Regions from separate parts of the Homo sapiens genome. Here all the other regions are linked to region 1. A link is a loop called in an ENCODE intact Hi-C map of the cell type or tissue named here. Cell type or tissue: mammary epithelial cell. All regions are shown on one strand. Each heading gives the region's core, and the rest is flanking DNA. Links, peaks and the distances in the headings are about the cores only.

Region 1 (8,549 bases), core at 212-8,211:
GAAACTCACTCAAAACCACACACTACATGGAAACTGAACAACCTGCTCCTGAATGACTCTTCGGTAAATAACAAAATTGAGGTAGAAATTAAGAAGTTCTTTGAACGCAATGAGAACAGAGAGACAATGTACCAGAATCTCTGGGACACAGCTAAACCAGTGTTTAGAGGGAAATTTACAGGACTAAATGCCAACATCACAAAGCTGGAAAGATCTCAAATCATCACCTTAACATCACAATTAAAAGAACCAGAGAAGCAAGAGCAAACAAATTCAAAAGCTAGCAGAAGACGAGAAATAACTAAGATCAGAGCAGAACTGAAGGAGATAGAGACACAAAAAACCCTTCAAAAAATCGATGAATCCAGGAGCTGATTTTCTGAAAAATTAACAAAATAGACCGCTAGCTAGCCAGAGTAATAAAGAAGAAAAGAGAGAAGAGTCAAATAGACACAATAAAAAATGATAAAGGGGATATCACCACTGACCCCACAGAAATACAAACTACCATCAGGGAATACTATAAACACCTCTATGCAAATAAACTAGAAAATCTAGAAGAAATGGATACATTTCTTGACACATACACCTCCCAAAACTAAACTAGGAAGAAGTCAAATCCCTGGATAGACCAACAAGAAGTTCTGAAATTGAGGCAGTAACTAATAGGCTACCAACCAAAAAAAGCCCAGGACCAGATGGATTCACAGCCAAATTCTATCAGCAGTACAAAGAGGAGCTGCTACCATTCCTTCTGAAACTGCTCCAGACAATTGAAAAGGAGGAACTCCTCTGCAACTTATTTTATGAGGCCAGCATCATCCTGATACCAAAACCTGGCAGAGACACAACAAAAAAAGAAAACCTCAGGCCAATATCCCTAATGAACATCAATGCGAAAATCCTCAATTAAATACTGGCAAACCGAATCCAGGAGCACATCAAAAAGCTTATCCACCACGACCAAGTTGGCTTCATCCCTGGGATGCTAGGCTGGTTCAATATACACAAATCAATAAATGTAACGCATCACATAAACAGAACCAATGAAAAGAACCACATGATTATCTCAATAGACGCAGAAAAGGCCTTTGATAAAATTCAACATCCCTTCATGTTAAAAACTCTCAATAAACTAGGCATTGATGGAATATCTCAAAATAATAAGAGCTATTTATGACAACCCATAGCCAATACCATACTGAATGAGTAAAAGCTGGAATCATTCCCTTGGAAACTGGCACAAGACAAGGATGCCCTCTCACCACTCCAATTCAACATAGTATTGGAAGTTCTGGCCAGGGAAATCAGGCAAGAGAAAGATATAAAAGTATTCAAATAGGAAGAGAGGAAGTCAAATTGTCTGTTTGCAGATGACATGTTTGTATATTTAGAAAACCCCATCGTCTCTGCCCAAAAACTCCTTAAGCTGATAATCAACTTCAGCAGTCTCAGGATACAAAATCAATCAAAATCACAAGCATTCCTACACACCAACAATAGACAAGCAAAGAGCCAAATCATAAATGAAGTCCCATTCACAAATGCTGCAAAGGTAATAAAATACCTAGGAATACAGCTTACAAGGGACATGAAGGACCTCTTCAAGGAGAACTGCAAACCACTGCTCAAGGAAATCAGAGAGAACACAAACAAATGGAAAAACATTCCATCCTCATGGATAGGAAGAATCAATATTGTGAAAATAACCATAGTGCCCAAAGTAATTTATAGATTCAAGCCTATTCCCATCCAACTACCATTTACATTCTTCGCAGAATTAGAAAAATCTACTTTAAATTTCATATGGAACCAAAAAAGAGCCCGTATAGCCAAGACAATCCTAAGCAAAAAGAAGAAAGCTGGAGGCATCACACTACCTGACTTCAAACTACACTACAAGGCTGCAGTAACCAAAACAGCATGCTACTGCTACAAAAACAGTAGACATATAGACATACAGACCAATGCAACAGAACAGAGACCTCAGAAACAACACCACATATCTACAACCATCTGATCTTCGACAAACGTGACAAAAATAAGCAATGGGGAAAGGATTCCCTATTTAATAAATGATGCTGGAAAAGCTGGCTAGCCATATACAGAAAATTGAAACTGGACCCTTTCCTTACACCTTATATGAAAATTAACTCAAGATGGATTAAAGACTTAAAATATAAAACCTGAAACCATAAAAACCCTAGAAGAAAACCTAGGCAATACCATTCAGGACATAGGCATGGGCAAAGACTTCATGATGAAAACACCCAAAGCAATTGCAACAAAAGCCAAAATTGACAAATGGGATCTAATTAAACTAAAGATCTTCTGCACAGCAAAAGAAACTAGCATCAGAGTGAACAGGCAACCTACAGAATGGGAGAAAATTTTTGCAATCTACCCATCTGACAAAGGTCTAATATCCAGAATCTACAAGGAACTTAAACAAATTTACAAGAAAAAACCAACCCCCTCAAAAAGTGGTCAAAGCATATGAACAGACATTTCTCAAAAGAAGACATTTATGCAGCCAACAAACATGAAAAAAAGCACATCACCACTGATCTGCAGAGAAATGCAAATCAAAACCACAATGAGTTACCATTACACACCAGTCAGAATGGTGATCATTAAAAAGTCAAGAAACAATAGATGCTGGTGAGGCTGCGGAGAAATAGGAATGCTTTCACACTGTTGGTGAGAATGTCAATTAGTTCAACCATCGCGGAAGACAGTGTGGCGATTCCTCAAGGATCTAGAGCCAGAAATACCATTTGACCCAGCATCTCATTACTAGGTAGATACTCAAAAGAATATAAATAATTCTACTACAAAGATACGTGCACATACATATGTTTATTGCAGCACTATTTATAACAGCAAAACATGGAACCAACCCAAATACCCATCAATGATAGACTGGATAAAGAAAATGTGGTACATATACACCATGGAATACTTTGTGGCTTTAAATTCCATCTATATGGAGATGACACTCAAATTTCTATATCCAGCTTGATCTCTTCTCTGAATTCCAGGTTCATATGACCCAACTGATTCAACATCTCTATCTGGATAACAGGCATTTCAAACCTTTTTTTTTTTTTTTTTTTACTTTAAGTTCCAGGATACATGTGCAGAACGTGCAGCCATAAAAGAAAATAAGATCATGTCCTTTGCAGGGACATGGATGGAGCTGGAAGCCATCATTTTCAGCTAACTAACACAAGAACAGAAAACCAAACATCACATGTTCTCACTCATAAGTGGGAGTTGAGCGATGAGAACACATGGACACAGGGAGGGGAACAACACACACCGGGACCTGTCAGAAGGTGGGGAGCAAGGGGAGGGAGAGCATTAGGACAAATACCTAATGCATGCAGGGCTTAAAATCTAGATGACGGGTTGATAGTTGCAGCAAACCACCATGGCAAATGTATACCTATGTAATGAACCTGCACATCCTGCACATTTATCCTGGAACTTAAAGTAAAAAAAAAAAAAAAAAAAAAAAGTTCGAAATGCCTGTTATCTAGATAAGATGTTGAATTGGTTGGGTCATATGAACCTGGAATTCAGAGGAGAGACCAAGCTGGATATATAAATTTGAGTATCACCTGCATATAGATGGAATTTAAAGCCACAAGCATGAATGGGATTACCAAGAAATTAGATATAGACTATAGATAGAAAAGGAAAGAAGTTCTAGGATTGAGCCCAGAAAATTCCTATGTAAAGATATCAGGAAAAATAAACCTAGGCATTTCTTTTTCTTTTCAGCTGAGCAACTCAGAGCCAAAGCAATTTTTCGACTAACTCTCCTTAAGAGGGTTACCAGAAAATTTTTGTATTTATGATTGGAAAAGTAGTTAACTGTATATACCATGAAACTATGGAATCTTGAGACTAAAATAGACCTTAACCTAAAGGATAATAAATTCAACTTGTTGGTTTTTCAACAGCAAATACTCTGAACTTTAAAAAACTAGCTTACTGGGTCATTCATCCAATTTCAACTTACGGATTTAATTTTAGTCAAATTATGGGAAATGATTGAAAAATGAACCTCCAGTATAAAGTAGGTAGCTTAGAGTACATATGGACATGTTCAGACAAAGGAGGAGGATCTAGTTCTCACTCAGGGATTTGGGCAGGGGGACCACTTTAATTCCACAAGTATTTATTGAGTGTCTATAACATGTAAGACACTTGATAGAGTACTTCGGGAAATACAAACGTGAATGAGACCCTGTCCTGTTCTTCAGAAAGATTACAACAGAAAAAAATGGGGAATAAGAGAAGCAAAATGCGATTAAGAGCCAAGGAGAAGCGGAGACAGGTCACGGAGGTTCAAGCTGAAGTGTGGAATAACTGCAGCTAGGAACTCTAAAAAGCCCCTAGGTGTCACTCTCCGCCTCCTGACTTCTTTCTCACTGCAAATCTGCTTTCCCCACGGGGTGGCCAACGAGGCTAACAACTCCCAGGTCTCACACTTCAGACTTTCTGCCACAAGAAAGAGTGCTCAATGCTCCCCCTCCAAGTACAAAATGCTGAGAAGAGCTCCCAGGGGCCCATTCAGCCTCTGGACTAACTGATGACAGGAAAGAGGATCTGATAGTGTAAGAAGAACCTGGTAAATTGTGTGGGAACCCTATGATTGGGAGTGAGTGGGCTGGGGTGGGAGGTATATCAGTTAGGTTATTATCACTACAATGTTCTATAACAAAGTGCCCCAACTAGTGGTTTAACACCACTATCATTCATTTTCACGGATCTGACGGTTGGCTAGGGCAGCCCTGCCAGGCAGTGATGACTAGAGTGGCTGTACTCCATTCTAGTGGAATAGTGGGTCTTAGGAACCCAGATCTCACTCCTCCTGGGCCCCTAAGCTAGACAGGGAACACAAGAGCCTCTGAAGTTTAGGTTCAGAGCCGTTCTAACACTGCTGCTACTGCCTGACCAAGCCATTGGTCAAAGAAAGTCACATGACTGGACACTAAGTCAAGGGGAAAGAAATACCTTCTGCCCACAGTGAAGCTATTGTTTAAAGTGGGGGACAGGGAAGCAGGAAGGGTAGCGCCAATCTTTTAATCTACCACAAAAGGTTAATGTGAGAAATAATTCTCAGAAGATAGTGAGAGACAGGACTAGCTGGATTCCCTAGGCCGACTAAGAATTCCTAAGCCTAGCTGTGGAAGGTGACCACACCCACCTTCAAACACGAGGCTTGTAACTCAGCTCACACCTGACCCATCAGGTAGTAAAGAGGGCTCACTAAAATACCAATTAGGCTAAAAGCAGGAGGTAAAGAAATAGTCAAATCATCTATCGCCTGAGCGCATAGCGGGAGGGACAATGATTGGGATATAAACCCAGGAATTCGAGCGGGCAGGGGAAACCCCCTTTGGGTCCCCTCCCCTTCTATGGGAGCTCTGTTTTCACTCTATTAAATCTTGCAACTGCACACTCTTCTGGTCCACGTTTGTTCTGGCTGGAGCTGAGCTTTCGCTCGCCGTCCACTACTGCTGATTGCCGTTGTCGCAGACCCACCACTGACTTCCACCCCTCTGGATCCGGCAGGGTGTACACTGCGTTTCTGACCCAGCGAGGCGCCCATCGCCGCTGCGGATCGGGCTAGAGGCTCGCCATTGTTCCTTCACGGCTAAGTGCCCAGGTTCATCCCAATCGAGCTGAACACTAGTGGCTGGGTTCCACGGTTCTCTTCCGTGACCCACGGCTTCTAATAGAGCTATAACACTCACCACATGGCTCAAGGTTCCATTCCTTAGAATCCATGAGGCCAAGAACCCCAGGTCAGAGAACAAAAGGCTTGCCACCATCTTGGAAGCGGCTTACCCCATCTTGGGAGCTCTAAGAACAAAGACCCGCCAGTAACAAAGGGATGTCGGGTAAACAAAGTAATAGGTATCCAATGTAGTATTATTACATTGGATACAAACACAGTAAAATGAAGTAGCTAGTAGATTTTATCAGTTCCAAAATGCTAGAGAGAGCAGTACGAGAGAACTAGTTAGCCCCTACAATCTTTTTATTTTTTTTTTGACAGAGTCTGCTCTGTCGCCCAGGCTGGAGTGCAGTGGCATGCATGATCTCGGCTCACTGCAACCTCTGCTTCCCAAGTTTAAGCTATTATCCTGCCTCAGCCTCCTGAGTAGCTGGGATTACAGGTGCCTGCCAACACGCCTGGCTAATTTTTGTAGTTTTTGATAGAGACAGGCTTTCACCATGTTGGCCAGGCTGGTCTCGAACTCCCGACCTCAGGTGATACACCTGCCTCGGCCTCCCAAAGTGCTGGGATTACAGGTGTGAGCCACCACATCCAGCCAGAAAAAGTATTTCTATCCTTCTATTGTGCTTATATTTGCAATAGTCCAAAGTTTTTTTAATTGTAACTGACAGAAATTCAACTCAAACTCACTATGTGAAAAAATGGGAATTAATGGAAGAAGAATGGGGCCTGTTATGGAACTGACAGAATTTCTGTGGGGAGCAGGTAACTTCAGGTATGTCAGGGAGAGAAACTTCAGACTTGACAGAACCAGCACTCACTCTTGCTTGCAACATCCACCTCTCATCTGCTTAAGTCTTTTGGGCCTCATTGTCTCCTCTAGGTGTTTGCCCCATGGAAGCCCAGGATTACAACCTTCTCACTCAAGAAAGAGTCCCTTCCTAGAAAAAAAAAATCTCAGAGAAGGACTCTGAATGTTCTGTCTTGGGGCCTGTACTCACCCGTTAGAACAATTCCTTTCCCTAGAGAACTGAAGTTCTATGATTGACCAGAACAAGATCATGTGCCCATCCCTATGGACCGGGGTGGAGTGATGTTCTATAACCAGCAGTCCAACCACAACTACTTGGAAAGGGGGAAGAGCAATTTCTCCAAGAAGAAGGGTATAGCTGTTAGCAGATAATCGTGAAGATAGGGGAGGTATCCTGCACTGATAAATGTCTCTAGTCTTAGATTTACTTGTCTGGACATGTTGAACATCTTGGTTTCGGTCTTCTCTGGGCATGTCTAAAGATCTGGTAGGGTTCATATTCTTGGATCTGATTACATGAAATACCTTGGAGTTTTCTTGCAAAGACTTGAATCCAAGGGAAGAGAATGCCATGGCACAGAAGCATGCCTAAAAGATAATGGGCCAGGATAAAAGGAGTAAGGATTATGGGTGTAGCACTATTTCTGTCTGTCTGTCTATCACTTTTATATTATTTATTGGACCAGTCCCCATCAATTCAGGCCTGAGTCCTAGAGTGAAGGGGGTTCAATAAAAATATGGGTAAATATTAAAGGCTGTTTCACAGTGATCTCTGTGAGACTCTAAAGGGCAACAGATCAGCAGTATTCATGACAACAGTTCTGTGGTAACCTGAGACCACACCCGTGTAGAGATCTGCACCCTCAACATCAGGTACCAGCGGCATTAGCATAGACATCGACAGGCACTGTGGCAGTGGCAAAGACTTTACAAGTCCACAAAATTATCACTTTTGATATTGCATGCACATAAGACATGATCACATGAACCCACAGTAGGAGAGGAATTGACTGGGCTCAGCTGAGAAGCTCTTTTGGCCTACATGATGTTGACTGAGGCTGCAGTCATCTGTTACTCAAATGGTCTGGAATATTAAAGATGGCTCATTCAAAGGCCTGGGAGTTCATGCTGACTGGCACCTGGGAAATCAGCTGGGGCTGTTGACCCTCAGTTTTTCTCCACATGGCTTCTCTGTGCCTTGGGCTACTCACAGCATATTGGTTGGTTTCCAAAAACAAATATCCCAAAAGGAGAGAAGTTGGAAGCTGTAGACACCTGAAGCCCAACCTTAGAAACTACAAAATATCACTTCTGCCACATTCTATTGATTGAAACCAACCACAGAGCTACCCCAGATTCAATGTGGGAATGGTTTCTACAAGAATATGTGATACTGGGAGGCATGGTTCATTAGGGGCCATTTTGTAAACAAGCCACCACAGCCAGAGAATGCAGTTTTGTGACTATTTTAATGATCCTGTTTTCCCCGTAGACTATCCAGGAAACATATTATTATTAAAATGTTATTCACTCAGTTATATATTCATTAATTCGGTCAACAAATATTTAGTTATCTAATGTATGCCAAACACCGCACAATAGTGAAGATGTTAAAGTGAATATGACATGGTCACTGAAATGAACATAGACATGGGAACAAACAGCAACAATGCAATGGTATGAGGACCAGAAAAGAGGTGGGAAGAGGGCACAGGAGCACAGAAAACAGGCTTCTTTTGATAATTAAATTAGCTAATTTACACAAAATACTTAGTGTTAAGTTCATACTTAGTGTTAAGTATTCATCCTACCATATTAGGGTATGGTAGACATTCAATATTTTATGTACGTATTTGAGACAGGGTTTTGCTCTTGTTGCCCAGGCTGGAGGGCAGTGGCACAATTTGGGCTCACTGCAGCCTCCGTCTCCTGGGTTCAAGTGATCCTCCTGCCTCAGCCTCCTGAGTAGCTGGAATTACAGGT
Region 2 (8,549 bases), core at 151-8,150, 350 kb before region 1:
CTCGGCTCACTGCAAGCTCCGCCTCCTGGGTTCACGCCATTCTCCTGCCTCAGCCTCCCAAGGAGCTGGGACTACAGGCGCCCGCCACTATGCCTGGCTAATTTTTTGTATTTTTTTAGTAGAGACGGGGTTACACCGTGTTAGCCAGGATGGTCTCGATTTCCTGACCTCGTGATCTGCCCGCCTCGGCCTCCCAAAGTGCTGGGATTACAAGCGTGAGTCACTGCGCCCCCATGGGCAGTTTTTGAGAATTGTCCCCATTGTTTCATATTTTGCTACTCTTGGAATTTTCAGACTTTTTAATTTTGGTGAATCTGATGGGCATATAGTTGTGTTACCTTGTGGTTTTTAGTCACACTTCTGTGGTTACAAGTAAGGTTAAGCACATTTTCATATGTTTCTTGGCCTTTTGAATTATTTTTCTCCCCTTTTTAACATTGTTTTGAGATTATGTCTTAGTTTCTGTAATCTAAACTGTGTAGATAAGATCTTACATATTTAATACAGCATATTACCCCAGTAAAGATCAGAGAAAAAAGTTTACTGTTTCTAAGCCTATGTTAAATTCTGAATAATGCCAGGTTAACATAGCATAGGTGAATTCTTTTTCCAAAGTTGACAGCACAACTAAAACTAACATTTTTATATTTACCTATAAAAATACAACCAACCTCATTCTTTAACCTACAGAAATCTGATTTCCTCATCAACTTTCTTCTTAATGTGTTTTCTAAAAAGTTTGCACTAATTTGCTGTAATCAAATTGTCTCTCATACTGTTCATTCTTTTTGACTGCTCCATAGCATTTGACCATTTATGTCTCCTCTCTTCTTTAAATAAGCTCTCTTTTCTCTTAGTACCCGTGATTTTTTCTCTTAGTACCCGTGATTTTTTCTCTTAGTACCCATGATTTTTTCTGTTAGTTTTCCTCCTGATTCCCTGGAGAAACATTCTTTGTCTTTTTCTATGGTTCTGCTCTCTGACATCCAATGAATGTTGGTGTTTTCCAGTTCTCCATCTTTAGATCCTGTAATAGATAACATTTAGGGTATTTTCCTGGCCTGCAGGCCAACTCTTAATCCCTCTTCCTGGGAATATCCTTCTCCTTCTCCCATATCCACGAGAATGAGCCTTTAACAGGTTATGTTGGCACTGCCTTCCTGGCCTTAGCAGATTGACCCAGGGTGGACAACTGACCAAAGATGGGCCAGTCAGATTCTTGCTCCTTAAAATTAGGAACTACGACCCAACATCTTGTTAAGCTCTTTGGGTGGAACTATGGCATGAGAAGCTAGGAGCCAGAGGCAGCCTCATTCTATCAAGTTAGGCTAAGAAGTGAAGGAAGCTGTCAGGGAGAGAACAGAACAATGCATACAAGTGTAGAGAAGCAGAGACAGGAGACAGTGAGAATCCCTGGCACAACGTTTCAGTTGCCCGGCCTTTTAATGGCCCATGACATTCCCACCCTTGGCCTCCAAAAGACAGTCACAGCTCCATCCTCATTTCAAGTTTCCCATTGTGTTCAGGCTCACTCAACATGGGACTGCTACTTGCAAATTTAAGTCCCAACTGACCTCTTCTCTTCTACTCACTATCCCTGGATGATTTCATTCACATGAGAGCTTATTCCAGAACCCTAACTTACCCAGTTAAAGGACACCATTGCTTTGTATTTCTTGAGAAGAGAGCTCAACAGCTCAAGAAAAATCCCAGCTAATGCACCTGGTTGGACCTTGCCTTATCTCATCTCGGACTTGAGGCTTTTCTGCCGTGGCTTTCTGACCAAGAAATCATGAGTTCTGTCTTTCCTCTTTGGCCCTGCCATCTTCCCCCAGCTTGGTAAGCTTAGTTTAGTTCCCCAAACTGATGCCTCTGATCCAGAATTTTCTCTTAGCCTGGCTAGTTTGACTCAGCACCTGCCTCAGCAAGAAGAGCCATGTTCTCAGCTATGGCCCTCACTGGCTGTTCACTCATATTGGCACCTGTCAGCACATGTTCTCAGAACCCAGTTCCTTAACACTTCTTAGGACAAAGCCCACTCCAGAAATAGCAGACTCATGGCAAGGCTGCCATTTCCTTCTATTACAGTGACAGAAATATTAATGAATTGATCATATCACCATTTCTTGCTGATGCTGGACAGGACAACATCTCAGAATCTTTCAGCACCAACAAAGTATCAATCAGAGTTGAGTCCTGTTAGTGTGAGAGAACAATGACATTATTGGAAAGGAAGAGACATTTAGAGAACTATTGGGGGAAATGTGTTGAATTCCACTTTTAGCATGTAGACTTGAAAAAGCACAATTTTCTTTTTTCTTTTTTTGAGAGAGCATCTTGCTCTGCTGTCCAGGCTAGCATGCAGTGGCACAACCATGGCTCACTGCAGCCTTGACCTCCTGGGCTCAAGTGATCCTTCCACCTCAGACTCTGAGTAGCTGGGACTACAGGTGCGTGCCACCACACTTGGCTAATTTTTTGTATTTTTTGTACAGACAGGGTTTTGCCATGTTGCCCAGCCTGAATTCCTTGGCACAAGCAATCCACCCACCCACCCACCTCAGCCTCCTAAAGAACTGGGATTATAGGCATGAGCCACCATGCCCAGCTGAGAAGGAATAATTTTCAAATGTAGCAGTCTCATAGGCAGCTGGAACACCAGGACTGAAAAGGAATGGGGCTGAGGGGTCGACACCTTCCTTCCCACATTGAGATCTTTCTGCAGACCAGGCTTGCTTCTTTCAGCTGTTGAAGACAGCTTCTTTCAGTTGGTCAATGACCTCTGTGTCTCTGCAGGAACTATTTGCTCTTTGCATAATGTAGTGGTTAAAAACTCAAGTATTAGAGCCAGGCTTCCTGGGTTTGAATCCCAACTCTAACATTTACCAAATGTAGGATTTCAGGTGATTTACTTAGCACCCCACCTGCCTTGTACCATGATTTCTTCATTTGCAAACTGGGATAGTAATTATCTGTATCTCATTGGGTTATTGTGAGGATTCAATGAGTTCATATGTGTAAAGGCTTAGAACAGTTCTCAGTAAATGTCAGTCACCATTATTATCTCATAAGGAGATTATAATATAAGCTTCTTGAAGACCCAGTTGGTGTTCTTCATCTTTTCCTGGCACAGAGATGGTGCTGAATAATAATGAACAGCACAGGCTTTGCAGTCCCAGAGGTCAAATCTCAAATCAGTATTCTACTCAGTAGCTGGGTGAGAATAAGTGTCCTCCTTGTAAAACTGAGATAATAGGCTGGGCATGGTGGCTCACGCCTGTAATCCCAGCACTTTAGCAGGCTGAGGCAGTTGGATCACGAGGTCAGGAGTTCGAGACCAGCCTGGTCAACATGGTGAAACCCTGTCTGTACTAAAAATACAAAAAATTAGCCGGGCGTGGTGACCGGCACCTGTAGTCCCAGCTACTCAGGAGGCTGAGATAGAAAAATCGTTTGAACCCGGGAGGCAGAGGTTGCAGTGAGCCAAGCTCGAGCCACTGCACTCCAACCTGGGCGACAGAGCTAGGCTTCGTCTAAAAACAAACAAAAAAAACACCTGAGATAATAATACCTACTTTGTAGAATTGCTGTATTGAATGAGATAATGTATGTAAATCTCCAGGGACACAGCAAACCTTAAAAAATGCAAACTCTTATTATCCGGGCTAGGTATAGTGTTGTGGGTGTGGAACCAGACTGCTTGGTTTTGAATTCCCGTTCTGCTATACAGTTGCTCTGGGATCTTGGCAAGTTACTTAAGTTCCTTGGACCTCTGTTTTTCTCTCTGTAAAGTGGGAATAATGGTAATAGGGTTGTGGTGTGGCTCAAATAAGAAAATGCATATATTGGCCCAGAGCTTGAGCCAATGCCAGCTTCTTATGATTTGCTTTATAAATCGATGAAGTGTTGAGAAGGTGTTTTAAAATGCACTTGCTAAAGAACAAAATCCATGAGCTCCATAACTGCAAAGACCCATCCTGAAGTCAGATTCTTATTGAGCCAAACCTCGAAAGCAAAGATAGCTCTGAAAGGCAGTAGCCAGGGAACTAAGCCCCTTCTCTAGGTAAGACGTGGGGACAATTAGCACCTAGAATCATAGGCTGCTAGAGCCAGAAGGATCTTTGTGGCTAGTTCATTGTGGGTTGTTTCCTCCTGAGTAATTGAAACCCAGGGAGGTCAGGGGACCCCACCCTAGTTGTGGACTGAGCCAGGACCAAGATTCAGGTCAGTTTAGTGGTTTCGTCACTGCAGCACGATGCTTCCCCATTCCGCAGCCCCCACCTGTGAAAATGAAGCTTGTAGATGCTGCCTATCGCCTGTTCCAAGGCGCCAGGCAGCCGCGAACTTCAAACTCCCCCTGGGCTAAAAGTTCAGCCAGAGCAGTAGATTCAAGCAAGAATGGTGTGGGATCCACTCTTGGCCTGTAGAGGGCGCTCTGAGCACAGGCCAGGGAGCTCGAGCCTGGGACGCGCCACGGCTACGTGGCCTCCAGGGCGAGTGAGGATGGCTGGCTGATTGCTTTTCGCGGGGCATGGGGAAAAGCCTTCAGCCCTTACGCCATCCAGCAGGTGAATGCACTTATGTCCAACAGTAGGTATCACACTTTTTGGTCTCGTGACTCTTTTATACTCTTATTATTGAGGATCCCAAAGAGCTATTGTTTATATGGGTTATATAGATATTTACCATATTAGAAATTAATAATGAGAAATGTTTAAAACATATACCCATTTAAAAATAGCAACAATAAATAATTAAATATTAGCATAAATAGTATTTTTGCAAAAAAAAAAATTTCCAAAACCCCCCAAAAATGCATTTTTTACAAATCCCTTTAATGTGTGTCTTAATAGAAAAGACCTAAGCCAGGGGCGGTGGCTCACGCCTGTAATCCGAGCACTTTCGGAGGCCAAGGCAGGTGGATCACGAGGTCAGGAGTTCGAGATCAGCCTGACCAATATGGTGAAACCCCGTCTTTACTAAAAATACAAAAATTGGCGTGGCGGCACGTGCCTGTAATCCCAGCTACTCAGAAGGCTGAGGCAGGAGAATCGCTTGAACCCGGGAGGCGGAGCTTGCAGTGAGCCGAGATGGCACCACAGCACTCCAGCCTGGGCGACAGAGTGAGACTCCATCTCAAAAAAAAGAAAAAAAGAAAGAAAGAAAAGACCTGAATTTTCCTTTTGCAGTGAGTCCCTATCAATTTCACAAGTCAGGTAACCTCTGAAAAACTCCACTATGTACTCTGAGAGAGTAAGAGTAAAAAATAGTTAAATCTTGAGAATTCCCTGAAAGTATCTCAAGGACACCACTCCGGGACATACTTGAAGAACTGCTGTGTACGAGAACGTCTATCTAGGCTAGGCGTGATGCCTCACACCTCTAATCCCAGCACTTTGGTAGACCTTGGCAGGAGGATCCCTTAAGCCTGGGAAATTGAGGCTGCAGTGAGCCATGATCATACCACTGCACTTCAGCCTGGGAGTCAGAGTGAGACTCTCTCAGCAACAACAAAAAACCTTTCAGCCAGGGATGGTGGCTTACCCCTGTAATCCCAGCACTTTGGGAGGCTGAGGCAGGCGGATCACTGGAGATCAGGAGTTCAAGACCAGCCTGGCCAACATGGTGAAACCCTGTCTCTACTAAAAATACAAAAATTAGCTGGGCTTGGTGGCAGGCGCCTGTAATCCCAGCTACCCAGGAGGATGAGGCAGGAGAATTGCTTGAATCTGGGAGGCAGAGGTTGCAGTAAGCCAAGATCGCACCACTGCACTCCAGCCTAGGCAACAGAGCAAGACTCTGTCTCAAAAAAATAAAAATAAAAATAAATAACTTTTATCTTAGTGTGATTTATAGAAGGGAGACTCTCCCCCGCTCCCTTCTCACTGCCACCAGCCTGCTTCAGACTTGGATTACATCGGTCAGACTTCAGAAAAAGCCTCAGAACTGGTTTCCTTGCCCCTGTCATCTCACCACCTCAATTTGCGAAGATACTATAATTTTTATAAAATACTGCATGATTAAGTTACTGTCCTCCTCAAAACCCTCAAATGATTCTTCAGTGCCTGGTCAATGAGGCTGACATGCCTGAAGGTCAGGCTCCATGATCTGATTGTAGCCCAAACTTCCAGGCTTCATTCACACTCAGGCCCATACGGGGGCCTCATGGGCCTGATGGGTTTGGTTCCACTTGTCCCTTCACTCGCAACACCTTCTGTCCCATCTCCTCCCATTCTCCTTTTGCTTTCAGACTCATGCCCCTTGCTGGAGATTTTTTATTTTATTTTATTTTATTTTATTTTATTGCCAGAGTCTTGCTCTTTTGCCCAGGCTGGAGTGCAGTGGCATGATCTTGGCTCACCGCAACCTCCACCCCCCAGGTGCAAGCGATTCTTCTGTCTCAGCCTCCCGCATAGCTAGGATTGCAGGTGTGCACCACCACACCTGGCTAATTTTTGTATTTTTAGTAGAGACAGGGTTTAACCATGTTGGCCAGGCTGTTCTCGAACTCCTGACCTCAAATGATCCACCCACCTCGGCCTCCCAAAGTGTTGGGATTACAAGCATGAGCCACAGCGCCCAGCCTGGAGATCTTTTACACGATTCTCAAACGGGGTTTGCCCTCCTACACAAAACCTGGTGTTCTGATGTGGTGCTTTTCATCCAGCTGTTGCCAGATAGGTCCCCAAAAAAGTTGCTTTGTCAGTTTCTTATTCCCACTGTAACAAAATGCCACAAACTTAATGGCTTTACATCACAAATTCATCTTATCGTTCTGGAGGTCAGAAGATGGATATGGTTCTTGGGGGCCACAGTCAAGCTGTTGGCAGAGCTATATTTCATATGGAAGCTCTAGGGGAGAATCAATTTCCTTGTCTCTTCTGGCTTCTAGAGTCCTCCTGCATTTCTTAGCATATGGCCCCTTCCTCCATCTGCAAAGTGCATCACTCCAACCTCTGCTTCCCTTCCATCCTCACCTCTCCCTCTTTCTCTGACTCAGCTGCCTTCCTCTTATAAGGACCCCTGTGATTACACTGGACCCACCTTACTAATCCAGGGTAATCTCCCCATCTCAAGGTCCTCAACTTAATTACATCTTCAAAGTCCATTTGCTATGTATTATAACATATCAGAGGCTCCAGGAATTAGGATGTGGAACTGGGTGGTGGACAGAGTGGAGGGACATTATTCAGTCTAACACAGTCATTAATGCCAAAAGATGAAAGTCAAAATCCACCCACCATGAGCTGTACAAGTTTAGCAGTCAGACATATGTCCCTACGTGGAGATAATATTCATCCAATTGCTTTGAAGATTAAATGAGATAATCTACATGAAGCATGATGACAGCTGCACAGTGATCACTTGCCAAGTGCCTGTGACTATTATTATTAGCCATTATTATGGCATTTACCACCAGGTGACTTAGGGTCCTCTTCACAACACCCATCATACTTCATAACTAGATATTTATTTTGGGTGATTGTTTAGTACTTGATGATTTTTTAATTGATTCTAAAGTACGTAAACATTACCTTAATGCATTCATGGGTAAAAAAATGAAGAAGACACCTGGGCGCGGTGGTTCACGCCTGTAATCCCAGCACTTTGGGAGGCCGAAGTGGGTAGATCGTGAGGTCAGGAAATCGAGACCATCCTGGCTAACACAGTGAAACCCCGTCTCTACTAAAAATACAAAAAAATTAGCCGGGCGTGGCAGCATGCCCCCTGTAGTCCCAGCTACTCGGGAGGCTGAGGCAGGAGAATGGCATGAGCCTGGGAGGCAGAGCTTGCAGTGAGCTGAGATGGCGCCACTGCACTCCAGCCTGGGCGACAGAGCGAGACTCCATCTCAAAAAAAAAAAAAAAAAATGAAGAAGACAAATTCCTGTTCTCAAGATTAAGGCCATGTGGATGAAATATATATGCTTTTATTAGGAACCAAGATAAAACTCTTTGTAAGGAGCACAGAAGAACGGTTTCTATCTCTTAAAAAGGATGGAAAAAGATGCTGTTAAAAAATAAATTCTTCTTACAAAAAAATTAGTTTGTTTAACGTATTTCTCTCATATTAGATAATGAGCTCAATATGGGCAAGGACTGTTTTACATACCATCAAATTCCCAGAACCTAGTCCAATAGCTCATACATAGTTAACACTCAATACATATTTGTGAAATTAATGAATTAAATCTAACTTTAGGCCAGGCGAGGTGGCTTATGCCTGTAATCCCAGCACTTTGGGAGGCCAAGGCGGGCAGATCACTTGAGGTCAGAAGCTCAAGGCCAGCCTGGCCAACATGGTGAAACCCCATCTCTACTAAAAATACAAAAATTAGCCAGGCATGGTGGCGCATGCCTGTAGTCCCAGCTACTTAGGAGGCTGAGGCAAGAGAATCGCTTGCACCTGGGAGATGGAGATTGCGATTGCAGTGAGCCGAGATTATGCCACTGCACTCCAGCCTTGGCGACAGAGTGAGACTCTGTCTCAAAGAAAAAAAAAAAAGAGTCCTATCTTGCGAAACAGAGCAAGGTCATGGCTCCAGTGGC
Region 3 (8,549 bases), core at 343-8,342, 150 kb after region 1:
TGATGCAGGTGATTCTACCTATTTTTTAAAAAGAACAAAATTTCTTTTATATTGTGACAGTACATTTTAATAAAGGAAAATTATTTTCTTCCCCCTACTCCCCCTCCTTTTTTTTAAAAAAAAAAAAAAAAAAGAAAGAAGGTCTTGCTCTGTCGCCAGCCAGGCTGGAGTGTAATGGCGTAATCATAGCAGCTCACCACAGTCTCAAACTCCTAGGCTCAAGTGATCCTCCTGCCTTAGCCTGCTAAGTAGCTACGACTATAGGCATGTGCCATTACGCCTGGCTCGTTTCTTCCTTTTTTTTTTTTTTTCTGGTAAAGACAGGGTCTCACTCTGTTGCCAGACTGGTCTCAAACTCCTGGCCTCAAGTAACCCTTCTGTCTCAGCCTCCCAAAGTGCTGGGATTACAGGTGTGTGCCACATGTCCGGCCAGGAAAATTATTTTCTATCTTAAAGAAACATAGTTACATTTTAGAATGTCAATTCAGTTAAATCTTTCTCAGTTTTTACCTTTAGATGGCTCCTGGAAAGGCCAGCGTTCCTTTTCCCCTCTCTGAATTGAAAGCACTTGACCCCATGCTGCCCCTGCTTCCAGGCCTGTCTCAGTTGTCATATATTGTGAGTCCCTGGCACCATTACTGTTTTCTAAGCCAGTCTTCTAGGTCTTACTTTCAGGATGCTGCTTCATGGCATGAGGATATAGTTTACAGTGTTGTAGTTTTTTTTTTTTTAAAGCTTTGTTCTTTAAAAATACTTTTTAAAAAGAAATCTACTGGTTAGATTTATTGTCTCACAAAAATGTTTTTAGAGATTATTTTTTTCACAAATGTTTTCTTTCTCATGCTGATGATCAACTGATTTTTGTCTACAGGTGTTAGCTTCTCACAGTATTTTTTCATTTTAGAGTCTATTTACCAAATGACCATTTTTAGTGTTAAAAGGTACTGAGGAATTGAGGTATGTAAATCAGGTGACATAAACATGAAAATTATGTGCCTAAATATTTTTGTAATGGTGTAAAATAAATACTTTTTCCTGAAAACAAGTATTAAAATTCCTTTGTAACTGCATACAGAGACTAATCCAGAGCCAGAAGTCTGCCCATATTTTAGAGGTTGGCATCCTGTTAGGTGATTGAGACTCCATATGTAGAAAATACTGTTTTATATACAAATGCTTTTATGAATAGTATGTATGACTGAATATCCAGTGTCTTGTGGCATACTTGTGGTAAATTAGAAGGAAGGAAGTGCTAATCTTTCTGTTTTCAGGGTATTTCAACTGCATTATCAGGTTTCCAAGCTCCTGAGTAGCTTTACTCATCAAGTAGAGGCATTTTGGTACAAGCAGACTCAGCAGAGGTGGAAGCACATTAAGGTGTGTCAGAGGGAGAAGCATATTAAACCTTTTTTAAAGAAAAAGATTGTGGTAAAATACACATAAAATATACCATCTTAGACATTTTTAAGCATACAGTTTAGTAGTGTTACATATATTCACATTGTTGTTCAACCAATCTCCAGAACATTTCCTTGCAAAATTAAAACTCCATACCCATTAAACAGAAACTCACCATTTTCCCCTCACCTCAGTCATCGATAACCACCATTCTTTATGTTTCTATGAATTTGACTACACTAGGTATTTTATATAAGTGGAATCGTACCATATTTGTCTTTTTGTGGCTGGCTTATTTCACATAGCATAACGCCCTTGATGTTATTCCATGTTGTGTAACATATGTCAGAATTTCCTTCCTTCTTAAGTCTGAATAATATTCCATTGTATGTGTACCATTTTGTTTATCCAGCCTTTGGTTGATGGGTACTTGGGTTGCTTCTACCTCTTGGCTATTGTGAATAATCCTGCTATGAACATGGGTGTACAAATACTTTTCAAGATCCCACTTTTTTGTGTGTGTTTTTTTAGACGGAGTTTCACTCTTGTTGCCCAGGCTGGAGTGCAGTGGCACCATCTTGGCTCACTGCAACCTCTATCTACTTCCCGGGTTCAAGCGATTCTCCTGCCTTAGCCTCTGGAGTGACTGGGATTACAGGCATGCACCACCACGCCCATCTAATTTTTATATTTTTAGTAGAGACGGGTTTTCATCATGTTGGTCAGGCTGGTCTCGAACTCCTGACCTCAGGTGATCCACCTGCCTCCGACTCCCAAAGTGTTGGAATTACAGGCATGAGCCACTGTGCCCAGCCAAGATCCCACTTACTTTTCTTTTGGGTATATACTCAGAAGTGAAATTGCTGTATCATATGGTAATTCTAATTTTTTTGAGAAACCACTAGACTTTTCCATTATGGCTGGCCCATTTTAGAATCCCACCAAGAGTGCACAAGGGTTCCAGTTTCTCCACATCCTCACCAACACTTGTTATTTTCTGTTTTTCAGATTGTAGCCGTCCTAATGGATGTGATATGATAATCTTGTTCTGGTTTTGATTTGTATTTTCCTAATGATTAGTGATGTTGAGCATCTTTTCATATGCTTGAGGTGATGTTTAGTTGTAAGAATTCTTTATATTCTGGATTTTAACCCCCTTAGATATATATGTCTAAGGAGATATATATATATTTTTTTAACAGTAACATATAATATATAAATAACAATATTTATATTATTAAATTAATATATATATTTAAGGATATATATATATTTAACAGCTTTCCTCCTGTTTTCTAAGAATTTTGTAATTTTATGTCTTTAGATCTTGAATATATTTTTGATTTCTGTATATGTTGTAAATACATATTTAACCCCTTTAGATATAGGGTATCTGCATATATATACAGATACATCTTTATACATCTCTATATCTGTGTGTGTATATATATACACACACAGATATATCTATATCTAAAGGGGTTATATATATATATATATATTTTTTTTTTTTTTTTTTAACACAGGGTCTCACTCTGTCACCCAGGCTGGAGTGCAGTGGCATGATCACAGCTCACTGCAGCCTCAATTTCCTGGGCTCAAGAAATTCTCCTACCCTAGCCTCCTGAGTAGCGGAGTAGAGGTGCATACCACCACACCCAGCTAATTTTTTTGTAGAGACGGGGTTTTGCTATTGCTGTCCAGGCTGGTCTCAAACTCCTGGGCTCAAGCAATCTGCCTGCCTGGGTCTCCCAAAATGCTAAGATTCCAGGTGTAAGGTGCTGTGCCCAGCCCCTTTATCAGATATGTTATTTGCAAATACTTTCTGTCATTCCACAGGTTACCTTTTCACTCCTTTGATTATATCCATTGACTTTGATGCACAGCAAAGTTCTAAATTTGTATGTAGTCCAGTTATTTACTTCTACTCTTGTTGCCTGTGCTTTTGGTGGCATATCCAAGATATGCTGCCAAATCCAATGTGAGTTTTATAATTTTACGTCTTAAATTTAGATCTTGAATACATTTTGAGTGAATTTCTGTATATGTTGTAAAGTAAGGGTCCAACTTCATTCTTTTGCATGTGGATATTTCATTTTCCCAACACCATTTGTTGAAGAGATTGTCCTTAACACATGTGTTTTAATCAACTTTAAAAAACCCTCTTAGAGTCTGATTTTTTTCTAATTTGTTGAAGTTAGAATTCATCTTTTTGATAGCTTCTTGTCTCACTTGGCTTCCTTGAAGCATAGGCTGTCAGTATTGGGCAACGCTATAGATGATGCACTGCTCAGAGGAGAAAGCACAGAGCTAGTGCCATTGTGTACCCACAGTGGGTCAGCATTTACCAGGTAACTTCAATTCTTCTTTCCTACAGTTCTCATCACTTGGGGCCTATGTATACATTGGTTCATCCATCCATCAAGCCAGACTGAGTTCACTGGGGCCAGCACCCATCCTCTACTAGAGGCCTGGCATCTACAGGTGAAGCTCAGAGAGGCACACTTGCCCGGTGTGGTCAGGGAACCCGCATTCAAACCCCCATCAGTCTGACTTCAAACACCCTTGCTCTTCGCCACCATGCTAGGTTCTCGTTTCTCTTAAGTCTGTCTGTAATAGACTTGGCAGTACCAAACTCATCACCGCTCTATACTTGTCAAATGTTATTTTTCATTCATTGTTCACCCACTGTGGATTTAAAGCTTAAGCATGAGATGGTGGCTGGTTTAATCTGAGAAGGCAAAGCAGCTATGCTTTTCCAGCTGTGCTAAAAGTGCCCTCTTGTGGCAACACCTGCTTTTGGCAGCTAAATGATGGAAAGCAGTTTAAGAGGAAGGAAAAGCAGTATTTACTGAGGGCCGACTATGTGTTTTCACTGGGTTCGGGCTAAAATGTGCCTTCTCATATTTGGTCCTTCCAGCACTTTACTGGTGCATAAATGGTGGCTTTAGCCAGGCTAAGGAATTTGTCCAACTTCACTCACATGAGAAATGTAAACCTGGACTTTGATTTCAAAACCCCTTTCTTTCTGAAGAATATATTTCATATACCATCCCTCGTTGTTAGAGAAAGAAATAGGAGGGTTTCATCAAGAGTGCTTTATCATATCTGCCTATTTATCCTTCAGATAATTTTTTTCGGTGAATATTTTTGAGGACAATGTTCACAAATGATGACAGAATTATGAAAGTATAGCTGAGATATGCATATGAATGTATGGGAGGAGGAATTTCATTCCACCTGGGAATGGTAGGAAAGGTTTCCTTGGAGAAATGGCATTTGAGCTGATTCCTGAAAAACAACTAGGATTTGCCTGAGAAAATACTGGCGGGGACAGCCCACCCACCTTCTAGGGCCTCTGTCCCACTCCTTGATTGGAGTGCATCTTTCGTTATAGTACGTCCCCTCATCTCTGTGGGTCTTCCTTGACCAGCCTATCTGAAATAGGCTCCCCTGCCCTCACCACACCATGTTCTCTTCTCTCCCTTATTTCATCCCCATAGCACTTCAAGCTCTATGAAGACAGAGGTTTTGGTCTGTTTTTTTTTTTTTTTTTTTTTTTTTTTTTTTTTTTTTTTTTTTTTTTTTAGCGTAGCAGGGCAGAAGCATGGCCTCATTTGCGTTTTAGAAAGATCACACCAGCTGCAGTATTTGGATTGTATACTGTAGGTCAGAGGTTGGCAAATTCAGATGTCTCACAGGGGCCAGGTGTGAATGCCTAGAGTGAATGGTGGGGCTTGGGGTACATACCTGCTCAAAGGCATTGAAATAAAACAAAAAATCTGCCAGCTAGACTTAGCCCACTGGCTACCAGCGTGACTAAGTTGAACTACTACAGATGAGATTTGCACTATGACAGGATCACTGGGATTGCTGCGTGGATGACTGTCAGGTGGGGATCACGGAAGGGCAGAACTGGAGGTGAATGCATCAGATAGAGCAGGCTGTTGTGCTAGTGAGAATGATGAGGTCCTAAAGTACAGTTGTTTCTTTTTACATAGAAAAGAAAAGGGATTTGAGTTATTTTAGGAATTATAATTAACAGGTGATAAGACTGTTTCTCTTTTTTTTAAAGTTGTTTCTTCTTTTTTTTTTTTTTTCTTTTTTTGCCTAAATGTGTGTCTTCAGGAGACCATTTTAACTTTGGGAACATTTTTTTAATTAAGCATTTTATTTAATTATTTTCAAGAAACCACCTTAAATACTTAATTAAAACTTGAGGCCTATATTGAAAACAGGTTTCCTGATAGTTTCCAGAACATTATTTGAAACACCTGTTTCCTCAACTAAGATTTAAAAATTTAATAATCCACTGTAGGATGCTGAATAGACTTCACCCATTATCACTTTGGATTTTTTTTCTTTTTTTTTTCTTTTTGAGACAGAGTCTCGCTCTGTCGCCCAGGCTGGAGTGCAGTGGCGCGATCTCGGCTCACTGCAACCTCTGCCTCCCGAGTTCAAGTGATTCTCTTGCCTCAGCCTCCCGAGGAGCTGGGGCTACAGGCTTGTGCCACCACGTCTGGCTAGTTTTTGTATTTTTAGTAGAGACAGGGTTTCATCATGTTGGCCAGGCTGGTCTCGAACTCCTGACCTCAAGTGATCACCCGCCTCGGCCTCCCAGACTGCTAGGATTACAGGCATGAGCCACTGTGCCTGGCCTGGATTTCTTAATATCTTATTGTTTTCATCAGCCATCAGAATTATGAGTTCAGCTTCTCTCTGGATCAAACTGGCAGTTCTCAGGGTGCTGCAGCGCTAATAGTGACAAAGTAGACTTAAGATGGCCATGTGACACTGACGGTGAAACTAATCATCTCACCGGAGTCGTCAGGTGAACGGAACCTTTCCCGAAGGGCTCATGGCCCACCTGTGCTAGGGCTGAGAGTCCAGTGCTGGACATGGCCATCCCATGACCTAATGAACATCTAAGCATGCATGCTTGCAAACCTAAATGTTTTTAAAGCTGATTTTGATCTACAAGAATGCTGATTGTCCTGCATTTTAGGTAAGCCAGTAAGTTTTGATCCAATTATTTTCACTTACAAAACATAATGGTGTACTTTCACCTAACCTCAATGCTTTCCGAGTATAAAAGCAGGAGGAACGTCTTTGAGGTGACTAACTTATGTTTCCAAGAGTTTTCCAAAAAGGTAATATTTGAAGTGTAGCAAGAAACAGAGTGCCTGCTATACCACAGTAAAAATACATTTATTGAGCCATTTTTACATGCTACACATTTTTTTTTAGCACCTTGTGTATTGACACATTTTAATCCTCTAAACAATCCTTTAAAGTTAGTCCTAGTGTTGTTTTAGAGGTGAAACAAGCATGGGAAAGTTTCATTGTTGGACAGTGGTATTTGTGAGACAGTCTTTGCTTAGAATATAAATTTGCCTTTCTGTAAAGCCTATCTTTTTCTCTGAGGTCATGGAGCTTCCTAGAACAAGCAGTAAAGTATATGATGTTTGAGGGTGAAAGAAATGTCACAGTACATATTATTTTATATCAAAATATATCTGAGTCCCCATCTTGCCACCTACCGGGAAATTCAGTCCCAGTTCTTTGCTAAGGTTACACAAGATCCAGGAGAATTGCCTGTGCGCAGAAGATACAAGAGGGACTCTTGTCTTCAGTCCATCATGGTCACTGCTGAACTCCTTAGTGACCAACTCTAAGGTGTCCTTTGAAGGCAGATGGTACAACAAATTGCAAACTTTGCCCTGGTAATAGTTTCTACTACTGGAAGTTCCAGTGCGTAGAGTCCAACCTGTTTTGTACTCCATGTAGTTATTCCTCTGATGTCTTTCTAGAGAATGAAGCTCACATTCCTGCCATTCTCAGAGCCTACTAACGTCTTTTTTCCAGCTGGGGGAATTTCTCTTTTCTAGAGTTCAGAGTTGTGGGAAAAAGCTAGGAGAAAGATTGTTTGCAAGCAACATGTTTTCTATTCTACAACACACATCTTCCCTAAACACAAAGACCTGACTTAGAAAAATAGGTAAAATCCAGATCATTGGAAAGAGCAAGTCTTACAACTTCTCAAGGTAGCTCAGTTTTATTTGTAAATTGGGGAAAATAACGTTGTGAAGATTGTTTTATAATTAGTGCTGTGCTTTTAATAGCAATCACTTAACAATGGTAGATAATATTTGCAATAGACTTGTTTTATCTGCCTAATAGTCTTTCTCTGTGACCAGCCTATTTTCCTTTTGAGGGAATGCATCTTCCCCAACTGTTGTAGCCAAATAAACCCAAAGGGTGCTGCCATCTTATGATGAAGACCTACCTGCCTAACCGCAAAGACAAGTTGGGTAAAGCGTAGCTAATAGTATCCTACTTTTCTGGCCATCGGGATTGACTGGACAAGGGTTAAGCCCATGGCTCTAGCCATGAATACGTGTGAGCCATTCAGTGCCATGAAGGAAAAGGATACAGGCATCCGACATTGTCAAAGCAGCTCAGTCTAAAGTTGTTGAACCTCGGACAAGTCATTTTTCCATTTTCTGCCTTGGATTTTCCCTTCTGTAAGACAAGAGGATTGAGTGAGAGATTCCAGAAGGACCGCATCTGGGCTTTGGCAGCCTATTCTCACTCACCGGCTTCATTTATAGGCTTCCGGTTGCTCTGCAGAAGGCTCAGAGTGTGCAAGGTTCTGTTGTTGCTGCTATACAGGTTAGAGTGCACCTGCTAATTTGTCTCTGCCAGTTATGTAGAAAGTAAAGGCAGTTGGGACCAGCTGCCAAGTGAGCACCAGCAAAAATTTGAAAGCCACTACAAGTTTGCAGTTCTGAAATCCACAGGGCTCTGAAAACCAAGCTTTTTCTTGTCGAATTTGGCTACAAAATCTGACCTGAAATTCATGTCAATACATTTTATTGTGGCCATATATCCAGCCATAGGTTTGTTCGAGAATGTGCTGTGATGTGTTTTGAAATACCGCTAGTCACAAGGGTTTTGGATAAGGGATTGTAGACCTGTACTATTACCTACCTGATCATTAGCCAGCACTCTCTAGGGACAAAATATTTTCCCTTTAAGGTATCCCATTTATAATCTCAACAGACCTACTGGCACATTGGTATCATCCTTATTTTACAGATGGCCAGTTTAGAGGTTTTGCTTACCACAGATTATACAGTAACGGCCAGATG

The links. Peaks named below come from ENCODE experiments on the same cell type or tissue, not always from the same donor. Only the 100,000 strongest peaks of a DNase experiment are listed, where the experiment ranks them.
Region 2: it touches region 1 in a loop (5-fold over the local background); 11 of 110 quality-filtered maps call a loop at or near these places.
Region 3: a loop joins it to region 1, with 17 times the contacts of the local background. A loop is called at or near these places in 99 of 110 quality-filtered maps.

The regions. Positions count from the first base shown.
Region 1 is chr1:67,145,220-67,153,768 of GRCh38, reverse strand. It overlaps a transcript of IL23R not described here. Among named protein-coding and RNA genes, the nearest start is that of C1orf141, 15 kb to the right of the region's middle. In mammary epithelial cell, for the core only: a CTCF peak has its summit at 4,426 (motif pointing right); DNase peaks (open chromatin) are centred at 4,448 and 7,038; H3K27ac peaks cover 1,502 bases.
Region 2 is chr1:67,496,507-67,505,055 of GRCh38, reverse strand. No RefSeq gene overlaps it. Among named protein-coding and RNA genes, the nearest start is that of LINC01702, 22 kb to the left of the region's middle. RefSeq lists an enhancer at 4,267-4,770. In mammary epithelial cell, for the core only: a CTCF peak has its summit at 4,426 (motif pointing right); a DNase peak (open chromatin) is centred at 4,445.
Region 3 is chr1:66,991,871-67,000,419 of GRCh38, reverse strand. SLC35D1 (solute carrier family 35 member D1) reads left to right here. Exons shown (of 12, transcript NM_015139.3): 12 at 1-1,070. Among named protein-coding and RNA genes, the nearest start is that of SLC35D1, 58 kb to the left of the region's middle. In mammary epithelial cell, for the core only: a CTCF peak has its summit at 4,190 (motif pointing left); a DNase peak (open chromatin) is centred at 4,179.